2 separate regions of the Homo sapiens genome follow, and region 2 is linked to region 1. Evidence: chromatin contacts called from ENCODE Hi-C or POLR2A ChIA-PET data. All regions are on one chromosome and are shown on one strand. The core of a region is the stretch at or near the end of the contact, and the rest is flanking DNA. Distances in the headings are between cores, read along the strand shown. Region 1 overlaps CREB5 (cAMP responsive element binding protein 5). Region 2 overlaps CREB5 (cAMP responsive element binding protein 5).

Evidence for each region. A loop is a pair of places that touch in the nucleus more often than their neighbours do. ChIA-PET counts read pairs that join two places held with the same protein, here RNA polymerase II (POLR2A). Pooled maps may share reads with other maps.
Region 2: a loop to region 1 is called in a map of DLD1, with 5 times the contacts of the local background. The contact joins two enhancer-like sites. A Hi-C loop is called at or near these places in 2 of 168 maps with a recorded cell type or tissue (DLD1 and astrocyte of the cerebellum) and 1 of 50 pooled maps. POLR2A ChIA-PET finds 5 or more read pairs at or near these places in 3 of 52 experiments (AG04450, HEK293T and MCF 10A).

The regions. Positions count from the first base shown.
Region 1 is chr7:28,742,106-28,748,559 of GRCh38, forward strand. The region is part of intron 7 of CREB5 (cAMP responsive element binding protein 5); the gene reads left to right. Among named protein-coding and RNA genes, the nearest start is that of TRIL, 210 kb to the right of the region's middle. Within about 2 kb of position 3,511, at least 5 of the 41 ENCODE cell types and tissues checked have a DNase peak (open chromatin) inside an H3K27ac peak, as active enhancers do.
Region 2 is chr7:28,798,308-28,804,879 of GRCh38, forward strand. It overlaps CREB5 (cAMP responsive element binding protein 5), which reads left to right. Exons shown (of 11, transcript NM_182898.4): 8 at 5,892-6,215. Among named protein-coding and RNA genes, the nearest start is that of TRIL, 160 kb to the right of the region's middle. Within about 2 kb of position 2,098, at least 3 of the 41 ENCODE cell types and tissues checked have a DNase peak (open chromatin) inside an H3K27ac peak, as active enhancers do.

The sequences.
Region 1 (6,454 bases), core at 2,261-4,760:
ACATTTGATTAACATATTATGACTTTTTGATGTCTGAGTAATTGATTCTTATTACCATTGAAACCAGAGATGGGAGTGATGGAAATGACCTACAGAAGGATTAAATCTACCCACTGCAAGGGCTGAACTAATTGAAGCAATTCTATGTGCTTACTTCATATTAGAAAATGAGCAAACCCGGCCGGGCGCGGTGGCTCACGCCTGTAATCCCAGCACTTTGGGAGGCCGAGGCGGGCAGATCATGAGGTCAGGAGATCGAGACCATCCTGGCTAACATGGTGAAACCCCATCTCTACTAAAAATACAAAAAATTAGCCAGGCATGGTGGCAGGTGCCTGTAGTCCCAGCTACTCGGGAGGCTGAGGCAGGAGAATGGCGTGAACCTGGGAGGCGGAGCTTGCAGTGAGCCGAGATGGCGCCACTGCACTCCAGCCTGGGCCACAGAGCAAGACTCCGTCTCAAAAAAAAAGAAAAGAAAAGGAAAGAAAAGAAAATGAGCAAACCCTTCATCTCCTCCTCATCATTACTAACACCAACATTGTCTGACATTTTTGTCCACCTAGAAATTGTATTCATGATTTCTTAAAACATAAGTTACTCACTAATCCTCATTCACCTCTCAGGATATACTTGGGAAATTTTCAAGTAGTATCACACACTGTTGCTTTTTCTTATTTTGCTTTTTTTTTCTTTTGAGATGGAGTTTCACTCTCGTTGCCCAAGGTGGAGTGCAATGGTGCGATCTTGGCTCATTGCAACCTCTACCTTCCAGATTCAAGCGATTCTCCTGCTTCAGACTCCTGAGTAGCTGGGATTACAGGTGTGCACCACCATGTCCAGCTAATTTTTTGTATTTTTAGTAGAAATAGGGTTTCACCATGTTAGTCAGGCTGGTCTTGAACTCCTGACCTCAAGTGATCTGCCGGCGTCGGCCTTCCAAAGTGCTGGAATTACAGGCATGAGCCACCGTGCCCAGCTTATTTTGCTTTTACTAATCGAGTGTTGAGACTTGGATGACAGTGTAGGCCCTAAGGTGCTATATAGCTCATTGTCCCTGGTGATTCAAGGCTATTTTTTGCCAAAACATGGCAGGGAGGAAACCCAGGGAAGTGGACATTAGAAAACTTAGAAAAAGATTTGTCTCTATCCGACTGCAGTGGCTCACGCCTGTAATCCCTGCACTTTGGGAGGCTAAGATAGAAGGATTGTTTGAGGCCAGGAGTTTGAGACCAGCCTGGGCAACCTGGTGAAACCTCATCTCTACAAAAAATACAAAAATTAGCTGGGTATAGTGGTGTGCACCTGTAGTCCCAGCTACTTGGGAGGCTGAAATGGGAGGATCACCTGAGCCCAGGAAGTCAAGGCTGCAGTGAGCTGTGATTGCACCACTACACTCTAGCTTGGCATCAGAGTGAGACCCTGTTTCAAAAAATAAAAAAGAAAGAAAACGAAAAGCTTAGGAAACTGTTTGTTTCTGTATTGGTTTGTTAGCGATATCCCAACAACATACCGCAGACTGAGTAGCTTAAACCACAGAAATTCATTTCTCCAGTCTCAAAATTCTGGAGGGTGGAAGTCCAAGATCAAGGTGTCAGTGGGGTGATTCCTCCAGAGGGCTGTGCGGGGAAGAATCTGTTTCAGGCCTCTCTCCTTGGCTTGTAGATGGCCAACTTCCCCCTGTGTCCTTCCCCGGTCTTTCTTCTCTGCTGTGTCTGTGTCCTAATCTCCTTTTCTTTTTTTTTTTTTTTTTTTTTTTTATTATACTCTAAGTTTTAGGGTACATGTGCACATTGTGCAGGTTAGTTACATATGTATACATGTGCCATGCTGGTGCGCTGCACCCACTAATGTGTCATCTAGCATTAGGTATATCTCCCAATGCTATCCCTCCCCCCTCCCCCGACCCCACCACAGTCCCCAGAGTGTGATATTCCCCTTCCTGTGTCCATGTGATCTCATTGTTCAATTCCCACCTATGAGTGAGAATATGCGGTGTTTGGTTTTTTGTTCTTGCGATAGTTTACTGAGAATGATGGTTTCCAATTTCATCCATGTCCCTACAAAGGATATGAACTCATCATTTTTTATGGCTGCATAGTATTCCATGGTGTATATGTGCCACATTTTCTTAATCCAGTCTATCATTTGATTCCTAATCTCCTTTTCTTATGAGGACACCAGTCATATTAGATTAGGGCCCATCCATATGACCTCTCATTTTACCTTTAGTACCTCTTTTTTTTTTTTTTTTTTTTTTTTTTGAGATGGAGTCTTGCTTTGTTACCAGGCTGGAATGCAGTGATGCGACCTCAGCTCACTGCAGCTTCCGCCTCCCACGTTCAAGCGATTCTCGTGCCTCAGCCTCCCGAGTAGCTGGGATTACAGGTACACACCACCACGCCCTGCTAATTTTTGTATTTTTAGTAGAGACGGGGTTTCACCATGTTGGCCAGGGTGGTCTCGATCTCTTGACCTCAGGTGATCCACCCGCCTCGGCCTCCCAAAGAGCTGGGATTACAGGCATGAGCCACCATGCCCGGCCCCCTTTATTACCTCTTTAAATGTCCTGTCTCCAAATACAGTCACATACTGAGGTCCCGGAGTTAGGATTTCAACATATGAATTTGAGGTGGGACATGGGAGGAACAAAATTCAGCCCATAGCAGTTTCCTAAACTGAAGATTGCTTAAATATTAAAATCTTAAACAAAATCCTAACCAGGATGCAATGATTTGCCTTTGCAAAATCAAATCTCGAATTCCAGTGGGAGTTCTCTAAGGATCTGTAAAGCCTAACTGTGTTGGGCTGGTCTTTCTCAGGAAGAGACCTCCCTTGAGAATATTGTAGCTTGCAGACTGGTTCATTTATGAAGCTGAAAGCAGGCAAGAGAGGTGCCCAGGGTACAAATATAGGAAAGAGCTTGCTCTTGGCTGTCTGCATGCTGACCGTGTACTGTGCATTTGCACAATTCTGAGAGTGAATATCTCTTTAAATCTTGTGCCCTGAACATCTCTCTTGCTCCACGCTGGTCCTTGCACTTCTGTAGAGGAAGGCAAACAGTATTCATAAGTTGTAGTCGCTCTTTCAATGATGTTTTGGCAAACATCTAGTATTCAAGTGTTCTCAGAAGTTGATTGAAAGTGTGATTGTTAACACAGGCTGGGGGAAGGAATACGAAGGTGTCCTAAGTCATTTCCTTGTTAATAGTGACAGCCACTGAACCAGGAATAGATTTTGAGGTCCTTGTGCTGTATCTCTACATTTGTAACCCAATGTCATGCTTGCTTTTATTTGGCTGCATTCTTAGCCTTGATGCTAGATGATGACCTAGAGGACAGCCCAGGATTTGGGAAGGGATTCCATGCCTTGATTTGTGAATCCATAGCCAGGCTCAGAATATGCTGAGGTCTTTGGCACTGTGTCAGTGATATGATCCTCTCAGAAGTGTCCAGCTCTATTCTGAGAACGGAGCAGGCGCAGATGCACCTCATCTCTGCCAGTGGCTGTGGCTGTGAACTTTAGAAACCCATTCTGCTATTACAGAGCAGAACCCCAAGAGCTAGAGCAGATGATCCACACCTCTGGAGCATGCTGCTGTTCTAGCAACAGGCCGGAGCTGTCTAGACAGGAGAGAGCTTTCCTTCTTACCCCTGGCAGTCCTTGATCTGACCATGGAGGCAATGCTGTTTTCTTTCCAGAAGTGGCGTGGTTAGTGAGGCAGTGAATGTTGCTGTCTTTTAAGAGACCAGCTAGGACACCTAAGTCCCAGGCTTTCAGGATGAACATTTTAGTGCTCTGGCTCCCTGCTTTTGCCTAAGAACACGCACTTCCTCCAAGAACCTGCTCAAGCCCTCCTGGAGGAAGTCCAGATCAATGCTTCTACTCACTGTCCTCAGCTCAGTGCCTTGACATGAATTTGCAGAGCCTGATGAAATATTTTCTCATTCTGAGGGGAAAATCAAAGCCACCTCTCCCCTTCCATCTGACTATTCAAAATGTACCAGAATTTCCTTTAGAAGTTGATCTCTAAGGAGGTACAAAGCTACTTTTGCAATGAGCCCCCTTTTTAGTATTACGTGAAAGTTCCACCATTAATATTAGCAAAAATGAATTCTCTAGGGACATGGAGAGAAAGAAATTTTGGTTATAAGGTCAGTCTGCCTGTAACTTTCTCATTCTCTCACTCTATGTAAAGCAACAAGAAAAGTTGTAAGTTCAACATGGCATTAGTCTGTAGAGGCTCGTTTCAATACCACAAAGGCTACTTCCAGCTAAATTTTAATAATCTAAGGCCTTGCTGCTCAAAGTGGGGTCCCTTGACCCACAGCACCACCGGGGAGCCCTTTAGGAATGCAGAATCCCTGGCCCCACCTCAGACCTGCTTTTTAATAAGATTCTCAGGTAGCTCGCAAGCACATTAAGCTGTGAGAAGCACTGTTTTAGGAACTAATGAACCTTAAGAGATTCTGTCCAAAGACAGGAAGATTTGAATTATCTTCTCTACCCAGAAGCTGATAATTAACTTTAGCAGTTGTTAGAGGCGATGGTTTCTTCCTATCAAGTCCTTTTGCAGATGGTCCCTCTCTTATCCATTCTGTTTGAGACCCCTTCAGTTTGTAATGAAGCTTAATTGATTAGCTCTATTTGTGAAAAGCTCAGGCCCTAATAAGCACACTCCCACTGGGTACACAACTAAATAGTTTATGAGGTAATTCGTATTTTAATGTCTTTCCTAATGAGCCCTTTCAGTAATGAAATCCCCTGAGAAAACGTTATTGGTTCCCAGACGTTTCTTAGGCTCCTAGGGCAGGAAGGCTGATGAAGGTGGAAACATGAGGCTCTAGAGTAGAAAACAGTTTTCAGTTCAAAACAAGGCAGATTCTTTTCTTCCCCCTCAAGAAATATTTCAAATATGGCTTTTCATACCTTATTTTCTAAATCCTTATCTTCTCAATCATTTAGAAAAACTAGAAACAAGACTTTTTTTTTTTTTCCTGAGGCTGTTGTGGAATTCCTTTCCTCTGCAGTAAATAAATAATATGAGGGTTGCCAGTGTGTATGATGTTATACAAACAAGAAAGACAGATGGAGAGGAAAAGATACAGGGAGACAGAAATGTGTGCACACACACTTGTGTGCAAATACACACACAGCACCTGCTTGGTGCCTCAATGTTCTTTGTAAGTCTGTATTTAAATCTTCTCAGCATCATCACTTCTGTAATAGTTGATAAATGTGTCAATCCCTCCTCATTAAGGGTGAAGCCAAAATGAGTCCCATAATGAGAAAGAAGCATTTAGAATAGCAAAGTGGCTGAGCAACAAGACAGTTATCTGTAGCACAGCAGAATTCGATCCAAAGGGAGTTACAGCAAATTCCCTTTAAGTGAGGAAGGAAGCTGTGTCACAGGGGTTTGCTGGCAGCTGTCTGGAACCTGCAGTGGTGAAGGGACTCACCTTTCTGCTCCGAAGCTGAGCAGAGAGTAGACACACTCATTCTTGAGCCCTAATTTGAAGCCAGACAGCAGGCAAAGAAGACCAGTCCCAGCGTGTTTTTTTTCCAGTCTCTCCCTCTGAGAAAGCTTCAGACACCAGGCTGGGTTGGCCAGCCTGACACAGTGCCTGTCCTGTAAGTGATGGCAAAGCGTATCCTGACCCTACTTTACCTAACACGAAGATCAAAGCCTCCCAGCATGTAATGGATGCTGAAAAACAGCCTTTGTTTACCAGTCTTGCCCTTTAACTTGTTAAGGGCGCCCCTCCCCTGAAGAAACACACTTTCTCAGCTGGATGCAGGAGAGGGAACAGAATTGTGGAAGATGTCCTTAACAGGCCCTTCTAGAATCACTGCTCACGGTGGTGTCTCCATTCCCATAGGAGGAAAGCCAGAACCACAGGCCAGGGTCAATGAACGTATTCCAGCTGGGCCTGTGGCCATGTGGCTGGCTGCAGATTTTGCTTTGTTACCTGATGGCTTTGGATAAGCAGGATAAAAAATAATGACTTAATAGACCATGAGTTTTAATAACATGTCTGCAGGTCACTGGGAACAGGGACAGCATAGAGCTCATGTGTAGTGTTTTGCTTTGTTTTCTTGACAAGCAAAATGAGTTGTCTTCATGGGTACTGTATGCAAATCTAAATCTCTACAAGCCAAATTTTGTGGTAAATTCTGTGATCTGTGGGTATGTCAGGATTTTATGAATGAGACAAGCACATATATGTGTAGGACTTCTTTGAAATCCCAGTTATCACTCTAGCTGTCACTATGAGGAAGAACAATGTGTGGGCAAGGAAAAGCTCTTTGCTCAAAGCCAGAGCCAGCAATCTTGAGGACAGAGACAGCATTCTAAGTGTGATCCTGCTAAAACTAGAGAGAATGTGTCCAAGCCAAGGACGACGAATTACTAGAGCTCAGTGGTATGAAAAAAGAAGAATCTCAGAGTTCTGGAGAA
Region 2 (6,572 bases), core at 848-3,347, 55 kb after region 1:
GTTCCACAAATGTTTCTAATTGGCATGAACCACTTGCTAATGGGAGATAAATTGCCCAGGGTGGGTGTGGGTGGGTGTGCTGCGTGTGTGCACACTCACGCAGGCACACAAGCATGCACGCTCGTGGCAGTAATGACGTGTGGGTGTACCCAGGCTTCACTCGACATGCCAATGATGCAAACTTGAGCTAAACGGGAAATTAAAGAGGGACCAGGGCTGGGCCATGACAGCAGCGGCCACACTCGGATGGGAGGAGGCGAATAGTTGGTTCCTTACCAAGAACCCGGCAGCAGGCCCACCCTCCCGTCGCGGATAGTGGACAGGAGCTGAGAAAATACATGGACCAAATGAAAATGACTCCTTTTGACTGAAACTACCTGTGCGTCAGGCTTCTCGCCGCCTCCCCTAATTTTCTCTGATATAAATGAACATGGTAGAAGATGACAGAAAGTCGACAAGAATCATTTTTCTTTCTTTCTTGCAGTCATGTCAGTAATAGCCCTGGGTTTTATAGCTGAAAAATATATGTTTATTTGCTCATTAATTTTCCTCTCTCTCCCTTGCCTTTTCTTGGCATTAGGTGGAATGTTATTTAAAACAAGACACAGTCCAGCTTCAAAAAGAAAAATCATTCTGCAAAATACAGCTTAGACCCATTTACTGGTCATTTATCATCCCTAAGAGAGTGGAGTAGAAATTTCTATATTTGGGAGATTTGAATGATTTACAGTGCAACTGTGACTCTTGTTGGCACCAGGATCCAGGGACGCAGTAGGTTCCTTAGGACTTCGAAGAGTGTCCCACACTGTTTCGAAATGACATGGAGAATATTCACTGTGGCACATGCAGAGCAGCTTGATAATCACTTATCTTCACTGCATTCCTTCAAATATGACACAGGCTGCTGCTCAGAGGGTAGACTCAACCCAGAGGCCTATCATTTTCTGAGGGGTGATCAAAAGTCTTCATCTCCACATCTAAGTGTGTATTTCTTCTCTCTGGTGTTTTAAAAAGCTTGGTTTTATGCATCTTCCACTTCCTTCAAATAGTGGGCAAATAACAATGTGCCTATTATGGTACCTGGCACATAGTTGAAGCCCAATAAACATTTGTTGAGTAAATAAATAGTTAAGTAGAATGTTAAAAGCATTGCTAGCATTATTGTCTTGGCCTTAACAGTGCAAGAATAGACTTGAGGCAATCAAGTAATTTCCCTTAACAGTATAAGCTAATTATTTGAGAGATGAAGATCTGGTGCATCGTATTTATTTGTCAGGTTCCATTTGCTCCTAATTAAAGGTGGAAAAGTTGTTTGTAGCTTTGAAGGGATGGCACAATGACCCACTCCTACATAGATTTTTTTATTTTCCTTGCCACGTTTTCAAGGAAAATACATCAAGATAAAATTAACAGGCATTCCTCTTACTTACTTCTGTTTTCTTTTCTCTGTTACTGTTTTCTAGAGGGCAGGCAGGGTGTGGAGCAGTAAACTGTTTTGACTGTACTTTTACAGCCCATCTGCCTACATGACTTCTGTAGTTGATTCTGCTAACCTTGGTTGACTAATAAAATCATCCTCCCACATAAATACCAGCTACAGTGATCCAAGATTAAAATGCTGCATTTATCATAAGCCTCAGAAAGTTTAATTCATTCATTCCTTCATTCATTCCACAAATATGAATTCAGTGTATCATATGTATCAGGCTCTGTGCTAAAGCTGTGTATTTAACACTGAGCAAACTCTAACATGGTTTCTGCTCTAAGCTTACAATCTGAGATGGTTGATGAATATTAATTAAATAATCATACTCAAATTATATCGCTACAAACTAAACTATTTTTTAAAAGAAATATGGTTCTACTAGGACCATATAACAACAGGAACTGATTTACACTAGGAGACCAGGGAGAAGTTTACTAAGGAGAAGGCTGGACTGAAGAAAGGGGATGTCTGAAGTACATCTGAAGAAAGGGAAAGAGCGTCCTAGGCAAGAAGATTGTGAAACGCGAAGGCCCCATGTCTGGAGGGTGCATGACGCGCCCTCCAGAAACTGAAAGTTGGCCAGTGTGGCTGGGTGGGAAGAGAAAGGGCTGACGGGAAGGCAGGCCTACGCCCTGCAGGGACCACAGCTAGGCCATATTAAGGGCTTGGACCTTCATCCCCTGAGCATTAGACAGACTTACAAGGGTTAAAGCCAAGGGTGAGGAAGTAGAGGCAGGGAGAAGGGATACATGGCCCTTATCATGTCTGTGTTTTGGAGTAGGGGAAATGTAAGTGTCAGTTCTTCACAAATACAACAAGGGAGATGAAGATGCTGAGCCCTGGACAATCCTTTCTTTGCTGCAGATGAGGTTCCTGGAAATTCTTTACCATCCACTCTCCCTTCCACTAAATTTCAGAAAGAGTGCATCCAGGTCCCTAGCTGTGTGCTGAGTAACACTTGCACGTGGCCATTGCTGGACCATTCGGCAATAACGTCTCCTCTTGTCAGCTCTTCTAGCCCCTTCTCGCGCTTTCTGCTTTTCCTTTTGATGATGGGGAGGTGGCAAAACACAGTTCATTTCTCTCTTTGGCAAAGTGTGAATGGCATGGCTTGTGGCACCTTCTCTCTTGGTTTAGAGAACAGGCTTTGGAGTTAGAGTGGCTTTGCCTCTCCTTTAGCCTTACACGGTTGTTCTGAGGATTAGGTAGCTTGATACTTGTAAAACATATAGAACAAGGACTGGCACATAGCATGTACTTAGTTAATGTTAGCCATTATTATTACCTATTTTTGCAGATATAGAAGGCTGTCAAAGATATATTGCTAAAGGGACAAAAAGCAAGATACAAAACTATGTATTAAAACAGCTTGATTTTGTGCAAAGCAAATGTCTGAGGATATGTGGTGGTTACATCTGAGGAACAGGACTGGGGTTTAGGGGAGAAGGCTAGGCAAGTGGCTTTTACTTTATTATCTAATATTTTTGTAGTAATTGATTTTTTATTATAAAAAGTATACTTTTATAGTAATGAAATTACAAGGAATAGTTTAGAAAGTCCATACTTTCCATCATGTCATTTTTTTAAAAAGGCATGATGATTTCAACATAACCTCTTTTCATATTTTTTCATCCTTAAATTCGGAAGTATCATCCAAAAACTTCTCCTGGGGGTAAAGAAACATGTATCTAAAACCCAGCAATTCCCCAGATTTTCATTTCTTTGCTGTGCCATAGTCAAATAAAAGTTTTTAAAATTACATGCTATTTTAATTCCACAGTTACAAAATTATTCTAGTTATTCTTTCATCTCTCCATATACATATATAGAGTTGTCTGGAATGCTGTTCACCCACCAGATATAAACAACGCATTTGGCTTCATTGTTGCTGACTTCATTGCAAAGCATTGCTTAAATTTTTATAATAAGCATTTTTATAAAAACAATGAAATCATTGCTTAAAATTGGAGATGAGAAGTGTTAGTTCACTTTTCTGTTTAGAAGTAAACATGGCCGGGTGTGGTGGCTCACGCCTGTAATCCCAGCTCTTTGGGAGGCCGAGGCAGGTGGATCACGAGGTCAAAAGATGGAGACCATCACAGCCAACATGGTGAAACCCTGTCTCTACTAAAAATACAAAAATTAGCTGGGCATGGTGGCACACGCCTGTAGTCCCAGCTACTCAGGAGGCTGAGGCAGGAGAATCGCTTGAACCCGGGAGGCAGAGGTTGCAGTGAGATCTTGCCACTGCACTCCAGCCTGGCGACACAGCGAGACTCCATCTGAAAAAAAAAAAAAAAAAAAAAAAAAAAGGAGGAAACACAGTACCCAGCATCTAATCTTTCCCAGACATTTAGGATGCTGAACTTCTTCAGGATTATGAAGGTCAGTAGCTGTTGTGCAGTATCTGTTGCTCATGAAAGAGGTGAGAAGTAGACTATGTGGCTACCGAATCGGGATGACAAAAATATTTTAAATGATGACCGCATATTAACATACAGTCTACCATCCTTTCCTCTTGTTTTTTATTTATTTTTTTTCTTAGCAGGTAGAGGCTCTTTATGTTTAATTAAGGATTTTGATTAATTGAATTGGTATTTTTCAATAGTGTATGTAACTGGTTGAGAATCATTAATATTGTACAGTGTTAGAGCATAGTAGCTTTGATCGTCATTTAAATACAACTGTTTCCTTGCCCAGCAATTATACACCACTATCATGAATCAGATAAGAACACAAATCTGGAAAGAACTTGCAGTCCCCTGGTAAATACTTCATGAAGGCAATGGGAGCTTGCCAATTAGACAATCATCTCTGCATAAGATATATTTCCAACGAGTAACTGCATTATACAGTCCTTAGCACATTATGCCCCTCGGGATATGATGATAATTGACTGTGTCACAGAAGAAACAATTTTGAAGAAACTGGGACTAAGCTGATTATCAACTGAATCTTTAGAACGGGGTTAGCAAATGATGGCCCAAGGGCCAAATCTGGCCCGCTGCCTAATTTTGTCCAGTGTATGAGCTAAGAATGGTTTTCAAGTTTTAAGTGACTGGGGAAAAAAATCAAAAGTAGAATAACATTTCTGACATGTAAAAATTATATGAAATTCAGATTTCCTGTCCCTGAAGTTGTATCAGAACATAGCAGATTCATTCATTTATACATTGTCTGCAGCTGCTTTTGCACCACAGTATCAGAGTTGAGTAGTTGTGACACAGAAGATAAGAGAAGAAAATACTGACTATCTGACTCTTTATAGAAAAAGTTTGCTGACCCCTCCTTTAGACTCAGGTACAAGTTATTTGTGTGCATGTCTGCTTATGAATGGATAATGCTTTTGTGTTAGAAATACATCTGGCCAGTTGATGTGGCCATCAAAGGAGGTGCAATACTTCATATTCTTCTATTTTCCTCACTCCCTTCTCAAAGTCAAAAGAAAGCTATTGAGTGAGAAAAATTAAGAGTATTGGAAGGGACCATAAGAAAAATCATGGTAACAGAAAAGACCTACACATTACCTCCGAAGCTTGTAAATTACTAACTCTAATTTTAAGCCCTAAAATCAGATTAGCTCTCTACTTTTTAAAATTTGAAATTATTTATTCTCTGTGTCTGAGAAATATTTTGAGAGGCAAGAGCATTTGTTCTTGTGACTCTTACAAGATACAGTGGCTGGCCGGGCACGGTGGCTCACGCCTGTAATCCCAGCACTTTAGGAGGCCGAGGCAGATGGATCACGAGGTCAGGAGTTCAAGACCAGCCTGGCCAAGATGATGAAACCCCATCTCTACTAAAAATACAAAAATTAGCTGGGCATGGTGGCAGATGCCTGTAATCCCAGCTACTCAGAAGGCTGAGGCAGAGAATTGCTTGAAGCTGGGAGGCGGAGGTTGCAGTGAGCCGAGATCGCACCACTGCACTCCAGCCTGAGTGACAGAGCAAGACTCCATCTCAAAAAAAAAAAAAAAAAAAAAAATTAAATACAGTAGCACACCAGATGGAGTCTCTTTGTTCAGTGCTATCACCATATTGAATGGTGCTCTTTGGTGTATGCTTGCATTCAGTTGTAGATACGATATAATGCATGATTGGATAATAGGAAATACCTTTTAGTAGAATGTATGATTCTTGATAGGATATCCTGCCCATTGGCTTTGACAGTTGAATTAACCTATTTGGCTGACATTGACCCTCCTACTGACCACGATATATAAGAAAATATGAAATTAATATAAAAGCTATCTTGTACTGGTAGCAAGATAGCTACTGGTAGGAAACATTAACAATAGCATCGTAAAATATAGAATTGAAAATGTGAGTCATTTTGCTTTTAAATCTCTATCATGTACATGACTGACTTCAGTTGTTCTCTCTCCTCCCTTTTGTTCTGTTTCAGAGGTTGAAGGCTGCATTGACTCACCACCCTGCTGCCATGTCAAATGGGAACATGAACACCATGGGACACATGATGGAGATGATGGGCTCCCGGCAGGACCAGACGCCACACCATCACATGCACTCGCACCCGCATCAGCACCAGACACTGCCACCCCATCACCCTTACCCACACCAGCACCAGCACCCAGCACACCATCCTCACCCTCAACCCCATCACCAGCAGAACCATCCACATCACCACTCCCATTCCCACCTTCATGCACACCCAGCACATCACCAGACCTCGCCACATCCGCCCCTGCACACCGGCAACCAAGCACAGGTAGACCTTTTCCGTGATCTCTTTCCCCTTCTTATTCTCCTTCTTAACAGTGCAAGCTCTAATGCTGGGGTCATTTGCAGCAATCTTGTTTGACAAGCCCAGGTGTTCTATCTCACATTCTAGGGGCTCTGTTTATCTCCTAGGAGGCAAGCCTTACCCATAAGACCCTACCAGATCATAATTTCTATAAATAATACACTAAAAAATATCAGGTCTAGTCTCTAAGGGCAAGCATAAACTTTAAGTTCTCCAAAATCTATTTTTGCAGTGTGTCAGAAAGTTAGCCCCTCTCAAAAGTAATATGAATCAATGGATTAGGAAGAACTTAAGCTTGTGAAGAAAGATGTGAATTAAGAA